2 separate regions of the Homo sapiens genome follow, and region 1 is linked to region 2. A link is a loop called in an ENCODE intact Hi-C map of the cell type or tissue named here. Cell type or tissue: PC-9. All regions are shown on one strand.

The links. A loop is a pair of places that touch in the nucleus more often than their neighbours do. Peaks named below come from ENCODE experiments on the same cell type or tissue, not always from the same donor. Only the 100,000 strongest peaks of a DNase experiment are listed, where the experiment ranks them.
Region 1: it touches region 2 in a loop (13-fold over the local background); 5 of 110 quality-filtered maps call a loop at or near these places.

Annotation. Positions count from the first base shown.
Region 1 is chr20:45,226,008-45,234,007 of GRCh38, forward strand. It overlaps LOC105372630 (a long non-coding RNA gene), which reads left to right and starts at 4,830. Exons shown (of 3, transcript XR_936763.3): 1 at 4,830-5,019; 2 at 5,269-5,426. In PC-9, CTCF peaks have their summits at 3,735 (motif pointing left) and 3,937; a DNase peak (open chromatin) is centred at 3,734; H3K4me3 peaks cover 546 bases.
Region 2 is chr20:45,008,281-45,016,280 of GRCh38, forward strand. The region is part of intron 9 of STK4 (serine/threonine kinase 4); the gene reads left to right. Among named protein-coding and RNA genes, the nearest start is that of STK4, 46 kb to the left of the region's middle. In PC-9, CTCF peaks have their summits at 3,004 (motif pointing right) and 3,203; DNase peaks (open chromatin) are centred at 4,591, 4,861, 6,571, 6,961 and 1 weaker place; H3K27ac peaks cover 4,665 bases.

The DNA.
Region 1 (8,000 bases), 220 kb after region 2:
TCTCTGATGCAGAGTTCCTTCACCTTAACGTGGGGATAATAATAACCATCTCATAGACGTGCTTAAAGATATTGAGTGAGATGATCTCAACCCCAGTGCTCAAAAAAAAAAAAGTGCCAGGACAACAAATTTGGAAGTAATAATAATAAAATAATTTTTTATTATGCCTTCTTTGAAAAGGAGGTAAAATACATATAAAGAAAAGCACAGATCTTATGTATTTGCTTGAATGAGATTTGACAAACACATACATATGATTGCACAACGCCTAGATGAACGTATGGAACATTCATCTTGCCTTATGCTCCTTTCAAATTCAGTCCCAGTTCTTCAGGGGCAAATAATATATTGACTTCTAGAAACTCATAACTCACCTGTTTTTAATCCTTACATAATGAATTTATGGAATAACATTACCTTTTGTGTATCGCTGTTATTCAGTGTTTTTGAGATTCATTCTGTTTTGTATGTATCAGCAGTTCATTCATTTTATTGCTGAATAGTATTCCATTGTTTGAGTCTCCACATTTGTTCTTCTATTTATCTGCTGATAAACATTTGGTGTTCCCAGTTTGGGTCACTGTGAATTAGGATATCACATAAGTTCTTGTACAAGGCACAGTAATATATATTTTTAAATATCTGTGGTAAATACCTAGAAGTAGAATTTTCTCCCAGGGTGTGGCTTGTTTTGTTTTGTTTTGTTTCTTAATGATGATGTATTTGGAAGAGCTAAAGTTTTAAAGTGTGATGAAATCAAACATATTCATTTTCCTTTTAATATGAATATTATTGTATCTAAGAACTTTTGCCTTCTCCAAGGCTGCAGAAATGTTCTGTCTGTGATGTCCTTCCCTAGAAGCTGCATAGGTTTAGCATCTATACTAAGGTTTATGGTCCAACTTGATTAACATTCGCATTCCACTCAAGGTGCAGATCCAGATTCCTTTTTCGCAGATGCTCGTTTTTATTAGTTATTAATAATGCTGCTATGGGCATTCATGTGCAAATATTTGCGTGAATACATTTTCAGTTCTCTTGGGTATAATTATGGAAGTGGAATTTTTGATTCTGGTGTGCTATAAGGTTCTAACTATATTATTTTGCATGTGGATATCCAGTTTTCCCAGTATGATTTGCTGAAAAGATGACTTTTTCTACTGAATAGTTTTTCTACCCTTGTTGAAGATAAGTGAATTGACAATGTAATGGTTGATTTTTGGACTCCCAATTCTATTCCTTTGATATATGTGTCTATGCTTATGCTAGTACCACACTGTCTTGACACTGTAGCTTTGCCGTAAGTGTTGAAATATGGAAGTATGAGTCTTCTACATTTGCACTCTTTTTCAAGATTGTGGTTGCTATTCTGGGTTCTATGCATTTACACATGAACTTTAGGATTAACATGTCAATTTCTACAAAAAGTCATCTGTAACTTTATAGGAATTCCATTTAGTTTTTAGATAAAATATGGAAAATTGCCTGCCTAAGAATATTGAGTCTTCAATCCACAAACATGGAATGGCTCTCTATTTTTATGTCTTCTTTAATTTCTTTCATCATGATTTGTTGTTTTCAACAAATGTACATGTCTTGCCATTATTTTCTTAAATAAATTCCTGTGTATTTCATTCTTTTCGATGCTATTGTAAATGGATTTTTTTCATGATGCAATTGAAAGGTATAGGTTGATATTTTGTCCTGCACCTTGATGAGTTGTTTATTAGCTCTAATAATATTTTGGAGTTATGTGGATTCTTAAAAGTTTTCTACATATGTCATCATGTCAGTATTTCATGTATGGGAAATCTAATGGTGAAAAACATGAAGTATTCATATATCTGGGAGTACCTTAATTTTTCCCTAACTTGTGAAGGATAGATTTGCCAAGATATAGAATTCTTGGTAGACCGATATTTCTTTCACCACTTTTAATATGTTCTCTCACTATCTTCTGGCTTGCATGGTTCTAATGATAAATCAGCTGTTAAGCTTATTTATTAGTCATTTTGAGTTATTTATCTCTTGCTGCTTTCAAGAATTTCTCGGCCAAGCGCGGTGGCTCATGCCTATAATCCCAGCACTTTGGGAGGCTGAGGTGGGCAGATCATGAGGTCAGGAGTTAGAGACCAGCCTGGCCAACATGGTGAAACCCCGTCTCTATTAAAGATACAAAAAATTAGCTGGGCGTGGTGGTGTGCACCTGTAATCCCAGCTACTCGAGAAGCTGGGACAGGAGAATCGCTTGAACCCAGGAGGCGGAGGTTGCAGTGAGCCAAGATTGTGCCATTGCACTCCAGCCTGAGCGACAGGATGAGACTGTTTCAAAGAAAAAAGAATTTATTTTTGTCTTTGTCATTGATATTTCCATTATAAATTGTCTAGGTGTGGATCTCTTACAGTTTTTTCTTAGTGTTCATTGAGATTTTTATACATGGAGATTTGTGTTTTAAAGCAAAATCAAATGTTTTTAGCCATTACATCTTCAAATATCTGTCTGCCTCTTTCTTTCTCTCTCCTTTCTTCTGGGATTTCCATTATGCACATGTTTTTCCATTAGATTGTATTACACAGGTCTCTTTCTTTATCGTTCCTCAGAGTGTATAATCTCAATTGACCTATAATTATAGTAGTTGTTCCTCTCTTCTGTCTATTCCTATCTGCTGGTAAGACCCTCTTGTGACTTTCTGTATCAGCGATTTTACTTTACAACCTCATCATTCATCATGAATTTTTTTTATGATGTGAAACTGATTTTTATACTTTCTGTTAATCTTTTTGCCCATGATTTCCTTTAGTTCTTTGAGTATAATAACTGATATCTTTGTCCACTAGGCCATTGTCTGGGATTCCTAAAGGATCATTTCTATTTATTGTTTCCCCTCTTTTCTGTGTATGGGCAGTATTTCATGTTTCTTTAAACATCTCATAATTTTTAAATAAAATTGTACTTTCTACGTAATATAATTTGGCAGCTTTGGAAATCAGAATCTATCTTTAGCATTTGTTTGTGTGGTTTTTATTGCTGAATACTTGCTTAGTAACATTCCTGGACTAATTTTGTAAAGTCTGTGTTATGCATCGTGTACAGCCACTAAATTCCCTGTTTCGTTTGCTTACTAGTCAGATAATGAATGGACACCAATGATCTTAAGTCCTGTAAGCCATAAGTTGGCCTTTTGACTTTATCAACTAGTGAAGTTTTGACACAGTCATGAAGACATTAAGACATGAATTAAATGAGAAAAATTTTTCACGAATTAAACTTAAAGCCTGTGGTGCACAAGGAACTAGATTTTTCATAAATCTAGAAATTATCTTGCTAATAGATCAATATCTGGCTCTTACTTTCTGTCTGTGTGTGTTTCAATGTTAATGTAGTAAAAGTAAACACTTCAAATGCACCCTTATCTGAACATGGCTGTGAGGAGTCGGTTTCAAATGTTCTGGATACACAGTGGGAAGAGGGAAATTGGTCAGTCCTGATGCAGTCCCTGGGAAAAACAATGCCCTCCTATTACCTAAAAATTCGACAGTATAAAGTAAGAATTAGGAAGAGCCAGGACAGTTCTGCAACACCCCGAAAAAAGGAAAATCCATGGGGGCTCTGAAAAATTACACCCCAGAAGTTGTTTCACGTGGTTGCTTCCTGGAAGTGAAAGAAAACAGCTGGTGCTTCCGGGTCAAGTTGAGGCACCTCTGATCTCCAGCCCCCGGAGCCACAGCACCACCTGCTGGTGGGGCCCCGCTAGAGCTGACATAGACAGGTCCAGCCTCCAGGTGCGCCCAATCCCTTTTCTTGCATTATGAAGCTAAGCAGCCTCTCTCAACTCACTGTGACCGTCCCCCTTTGCCTCCTCCACATGGCCCAGCCTGGAGCCCTGAAAAGTGGCGGGTAGGGCGTGGCGACGCGTACTGTGGCTGGAGTTGGGGAGCATTTCCTCTGAGGAGTCCATGCGACGACCTGGCCCTCATGCCTGGAAGTCACTTGGTGTCCCCGACTCACCCTGTGGCATTTTTCTCCAGCTGCACAGAAACCTGAATGTTGCCCAGAGTTTTCTGTTGCCTGCCCTTTCATCCTGTTACCCATGTGCTGGCAGGATAAAATTTGCAAAGGGGTTAAATGGTGTTGCTACTACGAACGTCGGCATTAGTGTATGGAGTCCTGCTGGACTTTGGATTGAGGTTAGGAGCCCCAGATCTGCTGCCCGTGAAACCTTCCTGCAGAAGCATTGTCTTAGAAGGAGTTGAGAACTTCATGTTCCCCTAGAAAATCGTTGTGATCAGAGGTTTTAAATTGGGTCGACCCATAGATCTGCCTCTGGACAATGAAGCAAGACCTCCTTGCTTAGATTATGCACCTTCCATTTCACACAACGGACTTCACCCTTCTCCTCTCTGTAAAGAGGATATTTCAGCAAGATTCATTAAGATCCTCAACAGTTACCGGGTTTTTATTATTTTTTATTCCTATTTTCTACAGCTTATAATAATGAAACACTTTCCTCTTCATATTTACATTGTGAGTGTTTATATAATTTCACACTTCCTTAGGATGGCTTGCCTAGAATCCCTGATCCCCGTCCTTGATTCCTGGATAGCACATGCCAGTGTTCTTTGGAGAATACATAAGAGGATCCAGACAATGGCGTCCTATTGCCTCAAAATCTGCTGGATGAAGTAAAAATGATGAAGAGTTCTGTAACACCCTGAAAGGAGGCAGTCCATGAGGGCTCTCAGAAGTTACATCCCAGTTGTTTCACGTTGTCTCTTCCTGGAGGTGAAAGGAAACAGATGGTGCTTCCGGGTTAAGCGGAGGCACCTCTGACCTCCAGCCCCGGGAGTCAAAACGCCATCTGTTGATGGGGCCCCGCCAAAGCTGACATAGACAGGTCCAGCCTCCAGGTGCCCCCACACCGTTTTCTTGCATTATGAAGCTGAGCGGCTTCTTTCTACTCTCTGTGAACATCCTCCTTTGCCTCTGAATGACCCAGCCTGGAGTCTTGAGGAGTGCAGGTAGGGCCTGGCGACCCTGGGTGTGGCTGGGGTTGGGAACGTTTCCTCTGAGGAGTCCATGGGGTGACCTGGCCTGGAAATCACACATTGGTGCCCACTCATCCTACGGCTTTTTTTTTTTTTTTTGGAGTCTCGTTCTGTCACCCAGGCTGGAGTGCAGTGACGAGATCTCGGCTCACTGCATCCTCCGCCTCCTGGATTTAAGCGATTCTCCTGCCTCAGCCTCCTGACCTATGGCGTTTTTTCCAGCTGCACGGAAACCGGGATATTGCCCAGAGTTTGATCTTGACTGCCCTTTCACTCTCTTACCTATGCGCTGGCGTGATAAGAGTTGCAGGGGGTCAAGAAGTGTTGCTACTACAACTGTCGGCATCAGTGTATGGAGCCCTGGTGGACTTTGGATTGAGGTGAGGAGCCCCAGATCTGCTGTTCTCCTTGCTGCCCCTAACTCCTTCCCTCAGAAGCATTTGTCTTAGAGAGAACTGAGAACTTCCCATGCGTTTAGCAACCGTTGTGAGCAGGGCTTTTAAATTGGGTCAGTCCACGCATTTGCCTCTCTAAAGTGAAGGAGGAGGCTCAACAGACCTCTTTGCTCAGATATGCACCTTCCACTTCACATAATGGGCATCACTCTTCTCCTCTCTATAACTCTCTATAATGTCGACATTTCAACAAGATTATCTCTAAGGTACTCAATAGTTACTGGATTTTATTATTTATTTTCAAATCCTTTTACTTACAGTTTACAATCATGAAACATTTTCCTCTTTACATTTACATCGTGAGGTAAGTTTATAATTTCACAATTCCTTAGGATGGCTTGCCTAGAGTCCCTGATCCCCAGTCCCTGACTCTTTGGCAGCACCTGCCAGTGTTCTTGTGAGGAGAATACCTAACAGGAATCACGCCTCAATGCCCCCGGGACACAAAACCATGTGCCCTGTACATTTTGCATCTTCCTATATCTCTGGTTTCCTGTTCTCTCCCAAGATGGAAAGCCCTTCTTAACCAGGACTGAGGAGACACAAGTGCTACAGGCTCAGTCTGGGATAACTGGTCTCCATGTTGTCCATGATCGCTCAGGCCCAGAACTTCCTTTTAGCAAGAGTTAAATGCTTCTTACTATGATAACAAGACGAAGAAATAAAGCGTTGTATATTTAAAACTCTTTGAAAATCTAAGTCTGCTGGATTGATCTCTTGCTCTCCCTCTCTACTCAGCCATGTTGCATAATCCCTTAGGAACTGTAAAATGGACAGAGTTACTGTTTCACATTTAGTTTCATCAATTCCTGCACTTGTGTTTTTCTGATATATTTGTCTCTTTCAATATCTCCTGACACTCAGATTCTCTGTTGGTCAGATTCCAGGTGCATTTTGGAGTTAAATTCTCTGGGTTTGCATCCTATGAATGGCATGCCGATTAATCCTGTAATGGAAGAGCAAGGCATTTTTGCTTCAGTTTTTCTGGTACTACTGCTGGTGGCCTTTCCAAGTGTTGAAGTAATATGATCTGCGATTGGATTTGGAACTTAGGGTCAGAAACTGAGCAAGATGTACTTTAGTTCTAGGTACTTTCATTCCTAAAAATTGAGCCACCCTAAATTAGGAGAACAAAATCCTTGTGGTTCAGCCTACATCCCTTGAGTCTTTGCTTGAGGGTTGGGCCCTAGGTCTACCTAATAATGAAGTGTAATTAGCCATGAATTTTCCAAATTTATAACTCTGTGCTTCATTCTTCCTTAACTCCCACAAATGTTGCAGAGGTCTGGGAAAGTAATTTTCCAAAATTTTATTTATCTCTGACAAGTATCTTAACAATTTTGAAAAACTACTTTTTCCCAAGCATGTTTTAAACTGACATCTAATAATTTTATCATCATTGCATAGTTTCAAGAGATAAAAATTTAGGTATATGATAAATGTTGTCATTTAAATCAAATGGGTATCTTACTCTATGAGGTTTCTAATAGAATCTAACTACAATGTTCATTTGTTAGTAACATCTATTAGGGAAGAAAAAAAACATGTCCTTTTTCCTCATCATCTCTCTATCTTTCACATCAGAGAGGAGCTACCCTCTCTGCAAGAGCTTCGAAGAGAGAAGCTACCCTTTCTGCGAGAGCTTCAAAGACCAGCAGACATCCGAACACCCTGCCTGCAGAGAGGAGCCACCCTCTCCAGGGCCCCCTCTCTGTTGAGAGCTGAATACTCAAGGGATGATCTGCCTACAGAGAGTAACAACCCACTACAGGTCTCCTCTGAGCTCTTCTAACACTAAATAAAGCTCTTCTTCATCGTCTTCACCCTTCACTTGTCTGTGTACCTTATTCTTTCTGGATGCAGAACAGGAACTCAGGCAAAGGTGCCACCAGCCACAGAGGTTTCTGGAAAGAAAATGAACACCCCAAAGATCATGTAACACTTCTACTAATTTGGGTTTGGCTTGTTCTTGCTTTTCTAGTTTTTTGAGATGCATTGTTAGGTTACTTATTTGATATCTTTCCAGTTTTTTTATGTAGGGGCTTATTGCTATTAACTTGCCTCTTAATACTATTTTTGCCATGCTCCATAAGTTTCGTTTTTTTGTATTTCTACTTTTGATTGTTTCAAGGAATTTTTAATTTTATTCTTAATTTCTTTTTTCATCCACTGGTCATTCAGGAGCATGTCGTTTAATTTCCATATATTTTGTATAGTTTTGAATGTTCCTGTTGTTATTGATGTCTAGTTTTATTTCCTTGTGGTCATATAAGATACTTGATATGATTTTGATTTTTTAAAATTTTTTGAGACTTCTTTTGTATTTTAGCACTTGGTCAATCCTGGAGAATGTTTCATGTGCAGATACAACAAAAGTGCATTCCATAGCTGCTGGGTAAAATGTTTTGCAAATGTCTGTTAAGTTCATTTGATCTATAGTACAGTTTAAACTTGATGCTTCTGGGTTAATTTTCCATCTTGATTATCTTTCCAATACTG
Region 2 (8,000 bases):
CTGACCTCAAATGATCCACCCGCCATGGCCTCCCAAAGTGCTGGGATTACAGGCGTTAGCCACTGCGCCTGGCCTAATTGCATTCTTTTTTTATGGCTGCTTACACGGATGGTTGCGTAGTATTCCATGGCGTATATGTATCATATTTTCTTTATCCAGTCCACTATTGATGGGCACCTAGGTTGATTCCATATCTTCGCTATTGTGAATAGTGTGGTGGTCAACTCATCGTATGAATGCATGTGCATTTTTGGTAAAATGATTTATTTTCCTTTGGGTATATAGCCAGTAATGGGATTGGTGTTTTAAGTTCTTTGAGAAATTAGCAAACTGCTTTTTACAGTGGCTGAACTAACTTACATTCCTACCAACAGTATATAACCATTCCCTTTTCTCCATAGCCTCACCAGCATCTGTTGTTTTCTGACCTTTTTTTTAGTAATAGCCATTCTTACTGGTATGAGATATCTCATTGTGGTTTGGATTTGGATTTCTCTGATGATTAGTGATGCTGAACATTTTTTCATGTATTTGTTAGCCACTTGTATGTCTTCTTTTGAGAAGTGTCTGTTCATGTCCTTTGCCCATTTTTTAATGGAATTGTTTTTTGCTTGTTGATTTGTGTAAATTTTTTTTTTATAGATTCTGGATATTAGACCTTTGTTGAATGTATAGTTTGTGAATATTTTCTCCCTTTCTGTAGGTTGTTTACACTGTTGATAGTTTCTTTTGCTGTTGTGCAGAAGCTCTTTAGTTTAATTAGGTCCCACTTGTCAATTTTTGCTTTTGTTGCCATTCCTTTTGAGGACTTGGCCAAAAACTTTCTGCCAAGGCCAATGTTGTGAAGGGTATCGCCTAGGTTTTCTTTTTGGATTTTTATAGTTTGAGGTCTTACATTTAAATCTTTAATCCATCTTCACTTAATTTTTATATATGGTGAAAGATAAGGATCCACTTTCAATCTTCTTAATATGGCTAGTCAGTTATGCCAGTACCATTTATTAAATAGGGTGTCCTTTACCCATTGCTTGTTTTTGTTGGCCTTGTCGAAGATTAGCTGGTTGTAGGTGTGCAGGTTTATTTCTGAGTTTCCTATTCTGTTCCATTGGTCTATGTGTCTGTTGTTGTACCAGTACAAGAACAGCATTCTGGTTACTATAGTCTTATAGTTTGAAGTCAGGTAGTGCACTGCCTCTGGCTTTGTTCTTTTTGCTTAGGATTGCTTTGGCTATTTGGGCTCTTTTTGGTTCCATATAAATTTTAGAATAGTTTTTTCTAGTTCCGTGAAGAATGTCATTGGCAATTTTATAGGAATAGTATGGAATCTGTAAATTGCTTCGGAGAGTATATACATTTTAATTATATTGATTCTTCCTATCCGTGAGCATACAATGTTTTTCCATTTATTTGTGTTGTCTCTGATTTCTTTCAGCAGTGTTTTGTAGTTCTCCTAGAGATCCTTCACTTCCTTGGTTACCTGTATTCTTAGATATTTCATTTTCTTTGTGGCTGTTGTAAGTAGGATTGTGTTCTTGATTTCACTCTCAGCCTGGCCATTGTTTGTGTATAGAAATGCTACTGATTTTTGTACATTTTTTTATCCTGAAACTTTACTAAATGTGCTTATCAATTCTAGTAGCCTTTTGACAGAGTCTTTAGGATTTTCTAGGTATAGAATCATATTGTCAGTAAAGAGAGATAGTTTGACTTCTTCTTTTCCTATTTGAGTGCATTTTATTTCTTTCTTTTGCCTGGTTGTTCTGGCTAGGACTTCCCAATTATTTATTTGTTTATTTATTTTTTTCTGAAACGGAGTCTTGCTCTGTTGCCCAGGCTGGAGTGCAGTGGTGCGATCTCGGCTTATTGCGACCCCTGCCTCCTGGGTTCAAGCAATTCTCCTGTCTCAGCCTCCTGAGATTGGGATTACAGGTGCATGCCACCACACCTGGCTAATTTTTATGTTTTTAGTAGAGATGGGGTTTCACCATATTGGGCAGGCTGGTCTCCAACTCCTGACCTTGTGATCCGCCTGCCTCTGCCTCCCAAAGTGCTGGGATTACAGTCGTGAGCCACCGCGCCCGGCCTCCCAATTATTTATTATATGTAACTTATGTGTTATACTCAATAGGATAGATGTTATAACTGCTAATAATAATTATTAGTGATTAGGCACTTAATATATACCACACACTGTGATTTATCCTTTAAGCATTTCACATATTTTGATCATTACAACCATGCTGTGTGGTAAATTGAACCATTCCCTGTTTAATAGCAGTTGAAACCCAGTTGCAGAGATTAAGTAACATACTTGTGATTATATAATGAGTAATAGAGAAGCCAAGATTTGAACCCAGATATGTTTGATTTCAGTGGTTATGTTCTGAATCATTAGATTATACTACTTCTAGCAGAGCCCCTTTATCAAGTGTTGGGAGCTGGGACTAAGGCTTATGTTACAGATCATGTGTTGGTGAGTCTCAGCTTGTAGTAATGTACTTCTCCTTGCTGGTTATTTTGATAACCAGTTACTCTACATATGTCCTCAGTATTTCCAGAAAGAAAGGACAGATGGTTTTCAAAGGGAGCATGCCTCTGATAAGCTAATGATATTGTTACCTCTGAGGGAATTTGTTTTGGATGTATGTATCTGAATCTATAGGAAGGAGTCAGATTGCAGTTGGAGAGAAGGGATTAAGGTGGGATTTGATTGATTTTAAGTGGCCTCAAGCATACATGTGAGAACGAAAGAGGCAAACCATGGTCCACGTTACTTGGAAAACCTCTGTCTGGATAAAATATTAGATTGGGGATTTTGGAAGGCTTCTTCTATTTGTCTAGATATGTTCTTGTTTTTGTTGTTGTTTTTGTTTTTGAATAAGGGCTCTAGAATAGCCTTGTTTACCTCCCCAAACAGCAGGACACATTATTGAAGTGACATGAGAGGGTCTGTGTCAGTGTTAGGATCATTGTGCATTCTCTGGGCCAGCAGAGGGAGCTCTGTATTAAGTTAATGGGTTATAATCGTGTTCCCATTTGAGTTCACAAATCCCCTTTATATAAAAGTAGCCTTTATGCTAGAACAAGACCATTACTTATTCATTCTTAAGTGTATTTTAAGTAACCGCAGTGACACTAGGGCAATGTCTTTATTTTATTTAGTTGGGAGATTGGATACCTCATACTTGGCAAAGTTCAAATAAGAAGTCAGCCAAAACATCTCAAAATAGTCACTTTTTCTCTCCCTTCCCAGATTTCTCAGTGGACTTGACACAATTGGTGTTCTTTTTCTGTAGCATGGTACCATGCATATAGTTTTTAAACTGTAATCAGCTAAAATGGCCTTACTTGAATAACTGAATAAATTTTTTAAAAAACCTAATAATTCTTGTGTAGAACTGATTTGAAAGTTCTTGTGTAGAACATACATATATATATATATATATATATTTTTTTTTTTTTTTTTAAGTCAAGTTGTTGGGAGCCAGGACTAAGGCTTATGTTACAGTAAATAACAGTAAAAATATATATATTCCTGATATAGATCAGGAATTTGTTTTTGTTTACAATATGAGCTCTAGTAGTCTGTTTTATTTTTCCATCTGAAAGACTTGCTTCCTCCCTCTATCCAGGTCTTTGATCCTGTCACCTTCTCAGTCCTTCTTTGACTATTTGTCTGCAATAGATTTCCCATCCCCTTATTTTTCTTTTCATCACAGATTACTTCTTGAAATTTATATCACTCTTCTCCGATACAAATTTTTTTTTTTTTTTGAGATGGAGTCTTGCTCTGTCACCAGGCTAGAGTGCAGTGGCGCGATCTCAGCTCACTGCAACCTCTGCCTCCTGGGTTCAAGCAATTCCCCTGTCTCAACTTCCCAAGTAACTGGGACTACAGGCACGCACCACCACACCTGGCTAATGGTTTGTATTTTAGTAGAGATAGGGTTTCACTGTTTTGGCCAGGATGGTCTCGATCTCCTGACCTCGTGATCCGTCCACCTCAGCCTCCCAAAGTGCTGGGATTACAGGCGTGAGCCACTGCACCCGGCCTCTCCCATATAAATTTTAGGATCAGTATATCAAATTTTATAAAATACTACTGGAATTTTGACTTAATTGCATTGGATACACAGATTAATTAGGCAGAATTGCCATCTCTGTGTTAATTCTTTCTATGCATGAACATGGTTTATCTTTCAATCTGTTTGGTCTATCTTTTATATTCTTAGATAATTTTATAATTGTACCAACAAAGATGTTTTAGAGCTTTTTGTTAAATCTATTTTTAGATACTTATTTGTTGCTATTACAAATGGCATAGTTTAAAAAACTTTTGTTTCTAACATTTTTCTTCTATAGACAACTACTGTAGATATTTATGGACTGTTTTATTCATTGTAACAGGTTTTATGGAGATTGCCTTTTTAAAAAAATGGAGACAGTCTTATTGTCTATGAATTATGATTATAGTTTTTCCTTTTGATCTTTATATATAATCTTCTTCTTCTTCTTCTTCTTTTTTTTTTTTTTGAGGCACTGTCTCACTCTGGAATGCAGTGGCGCGATCCTAGCTCACTGCAGCCTTGAATTCCTGGGGCCAAGCAATCCTCCTGCCTCAGCCACCTGAGTAGCTGGGACCACAGGCATGTGCCACCACACCTGTGATTTTTTTTTTTTTTTTTTTTTTTTTTTTTTTATAGAGATGGGATCTCCCTGTGTTGCCCAGGCTGGTCTGGAACTCCTGGGTGCAGGTAATCCTCCTTCCTCAACCTCCCAAAGTACTGGGATTACAAGTGTGAACCACCAAGCCTGGCCAAGGTTTTTTTCTTATTAAGACCTCCAATACAGTGTTGCATAGTAGAGCTGGTAGTGGACATTCTTGTCTTGTTGCTCACTTTAAAGAAAATTCTTGGGATTTTTTACCATGGAGTCTGATTTTGCAGCAGAATTTGGTCGATACCCCTTAACAGGCTAAATAAGTTTTGGTTTATTTTTAGTTTAAGAGGTTTTATTTAAAAAAAATTCTTTAATTAATGTTGTTTTGTCTTTTTTTAATTTGAATAGTTAGCTTTTTAATTTTCTTGCTTACTAATACATTTAATCAACATTGTAACTTTTTCTCTTAGTTCTGTTTTAGCTGTATTCCATACATTTTCATATGTGGTATATTGTAAATATTTTTTTCCAGTGTGTAGTGCTTGTGCTATACACATTTATTTTTTAACCCATGAGTTATTCGGAAGTGTTTTTTAATAGCAAATGTATGATTTTTAAAAACTGCTTATTTAAAATTTTTAATTTATAGAATTGTGGTTGAAGAGTGTGGTCTGTTATATCAATTCTTTGTTATTTTTTGAGACATTGTGGCCTAACATGTTATTAATTTTCATTAAATGTGCTTTGTGTGTCTTAAAAATAATGTATTTTCTAATTGTTTGGTGCAGGAATCTGTAATTAGCAATCAGTTGCTAATTGTCTTTCATTTGTCTATCTTTACCAATTTTTGATACTTGATCTTTTAGCTTCTGGAGATTTGTTAAAATTGTTAAATTGTTAAAATTGTCACTGTGTGGTTGTGGGTTTTGTTAATTTTGGTATTACTCACATATGTCATCCAAAATAATATACTGGTGGCACTGAATACAATTGGTAGTACTGTGAAAATGATGGAATTTTTTGCATATTTTCTCTTTTATATTAAATTATATATTTTCTCTTTCTTTTATCTTAATATGCAGAAGAATAGTTTCACCATTATCCGTTTTCAAGCAACCATTTTTTTAAAGCAGAAGAATTTCTTCTGTTTTATTTGATCATTATGAAATAGGGTGTTAATATTTAGAGCTAAAATGAAAACGGTCCAGGATGTGGTGGCTCATGCCTGTAATCTCAGCACTTTGGGAGGCCGAGGTGGGTGGATCACTTGAGGTCAGGAGTTCGAGACCAGCCTGACCAGCATGGCGAAACCCCATCTCTACTAAAAATACAAAAAATCAGCTGGGTGTAGTGGGGCGTGCCTGTAATCCCAGCTACTAAGGAAGCTGGGGAAGGAGAATCTCTTGAAACCGGGAGGCGGAGATTGCAGTGGGCCAAGATCGTACCACTACACTCCAGCCTGGGTGACAGAGCAAGACTGTCTCAAAATAAAATAAAATAAAATAAAATGGAAAGGATTAATTTTATACTTGATGTAGAAAGAATCCAAGCTTTCACAACATTATTAAATATTTAAAAAGTATATATTTGAAAGCAAAAAAATATTTTTTTTTTAGTGGCAAAGATAACAAAAACATTTTGGAGCAACTGAAGTAGCTTGATTTGCACAGACTTGTAGTTTAGCAGTTAAATGCTTTTGCCCCTCATGAGGAAATGACAAGCCAAAGGATGGCCACTTGCAGTAACATGTACTCATCCACTAAAGATTTGACATGCGGCGGTTCTTCCTCTCAGGATTCATTGGCGATAATGTCATGGTTTTCTTGTCCTTACCACATTCCCAAGAGATGCATAGCCCTGGTCACCCCTCCTCATCTCCAGGCTTAATAGGTCAATGGGAGGCAGAACTTGGACTACTAATTGAAAGAATGTTTCCCCTGACCAAGCCTTCAAATTAGATTCAGTGAATTGAAGGGAGTGAGATGATGATTCCTCTTTAAAACTTGTACTTAGTGCATAAGATTCTAATTTTTCTCCCAGAGCAACAGCCACATTAATCTCTTTGAAACAGAATTTTAAAGCATAATGACATAATTAAGTTAGGGCAACTAAGAGACATGTTTTAGTTAAATTACTGAGATAGTATTTTGTGGTAAAAACATTATGTGTTTATAGTTCCTCAGAAAGTCCTAAGTTTCATGAAGGCACCTATTGTTGCTGTGAGTTTCCTCATGTTGAAATCAGGTGAAAGGCTAGGCTGTTGTCAAAATGATTTTACTTCAACACCGTCCATCAGATACTGATTTCAGAGCTGCATAAGATAGGAATTCTTGACTCAGAGCCTATTTTCTTTCCATCTGCAGTTTGAAAGGGGTTGTTAGAACATTGTCTCCCTTGTGTGTTATCTGTCTTATTCTCACTGACTCAGATTATGGCATTTGCAAGTACAGTAATTAGGACATAAAGTACTGCAAGTATTTTAACACTTCTTTTACCACGGTAGCCTTACTGTCCAATTTCTGATCCCTTCAGGATTTAAACATCTATCATCAGAGTATTGTGTTGGTGTATGCTTGCCACTCACAGTCAGCATCACATGAGAGTTTCAGACAGCATTAGTCCAGTTATGCACCCCAAAACTAAAGCTGAAAACATTTGATTTTGTTGGAACCCTATCTCTGAGTAAGGGCAAGAGAAGGACAAAGGAGTAGTGGAGTGAACATTGATTTTTAGCATCAGTCTTTGGCTTGAAACTTTGCTCAGGGTCTTACAGACTACGTCACCTTGGTCAGGTTCTTTCTTTTTTGATCCTCAGTTTCCTTGTCTGAAAAAATGGGGCACCAAAGTTCCTATTTTGTAGTTTTGTCAAGATGATATGAGATTGTATGTGTAAAATATTTAATGTGTAAATGCTCAAAAATGGTAGGTATTATAGTAAGTCTTTTAATGTATGAGAGTGTTTTTTTCATTGGACGTAAACATTTCTTCAACAGTGCTACTTTTCTTCTTCCTAATTCCTTTTCTCTTGATACTAACTTTTTACTAACTTTTAGTTTTTGCTCTTGGTATTGATGATGTTTTGTAGGTGCCACCCCAGGAATGCCTGAGTGCTGGCATGAACATGGTTGAGCTAAGGGAAGGTCACTTGTCAGTTTCAGTAACATTTTACCATTGTGCCGAGAAGAGAGAGGGAGGCTCTGTGTGGTTTGTGTCTGTGTGTGTCTGTGTTTTAAATTCCTTGGCAATAAGATGATACATGTTTTGAGAATCTATTAAATAGCCCAGAATACAAGGTGACGGATTTTTAAGAGGGCCAGACTTTAGATACACATGAGCCTTCT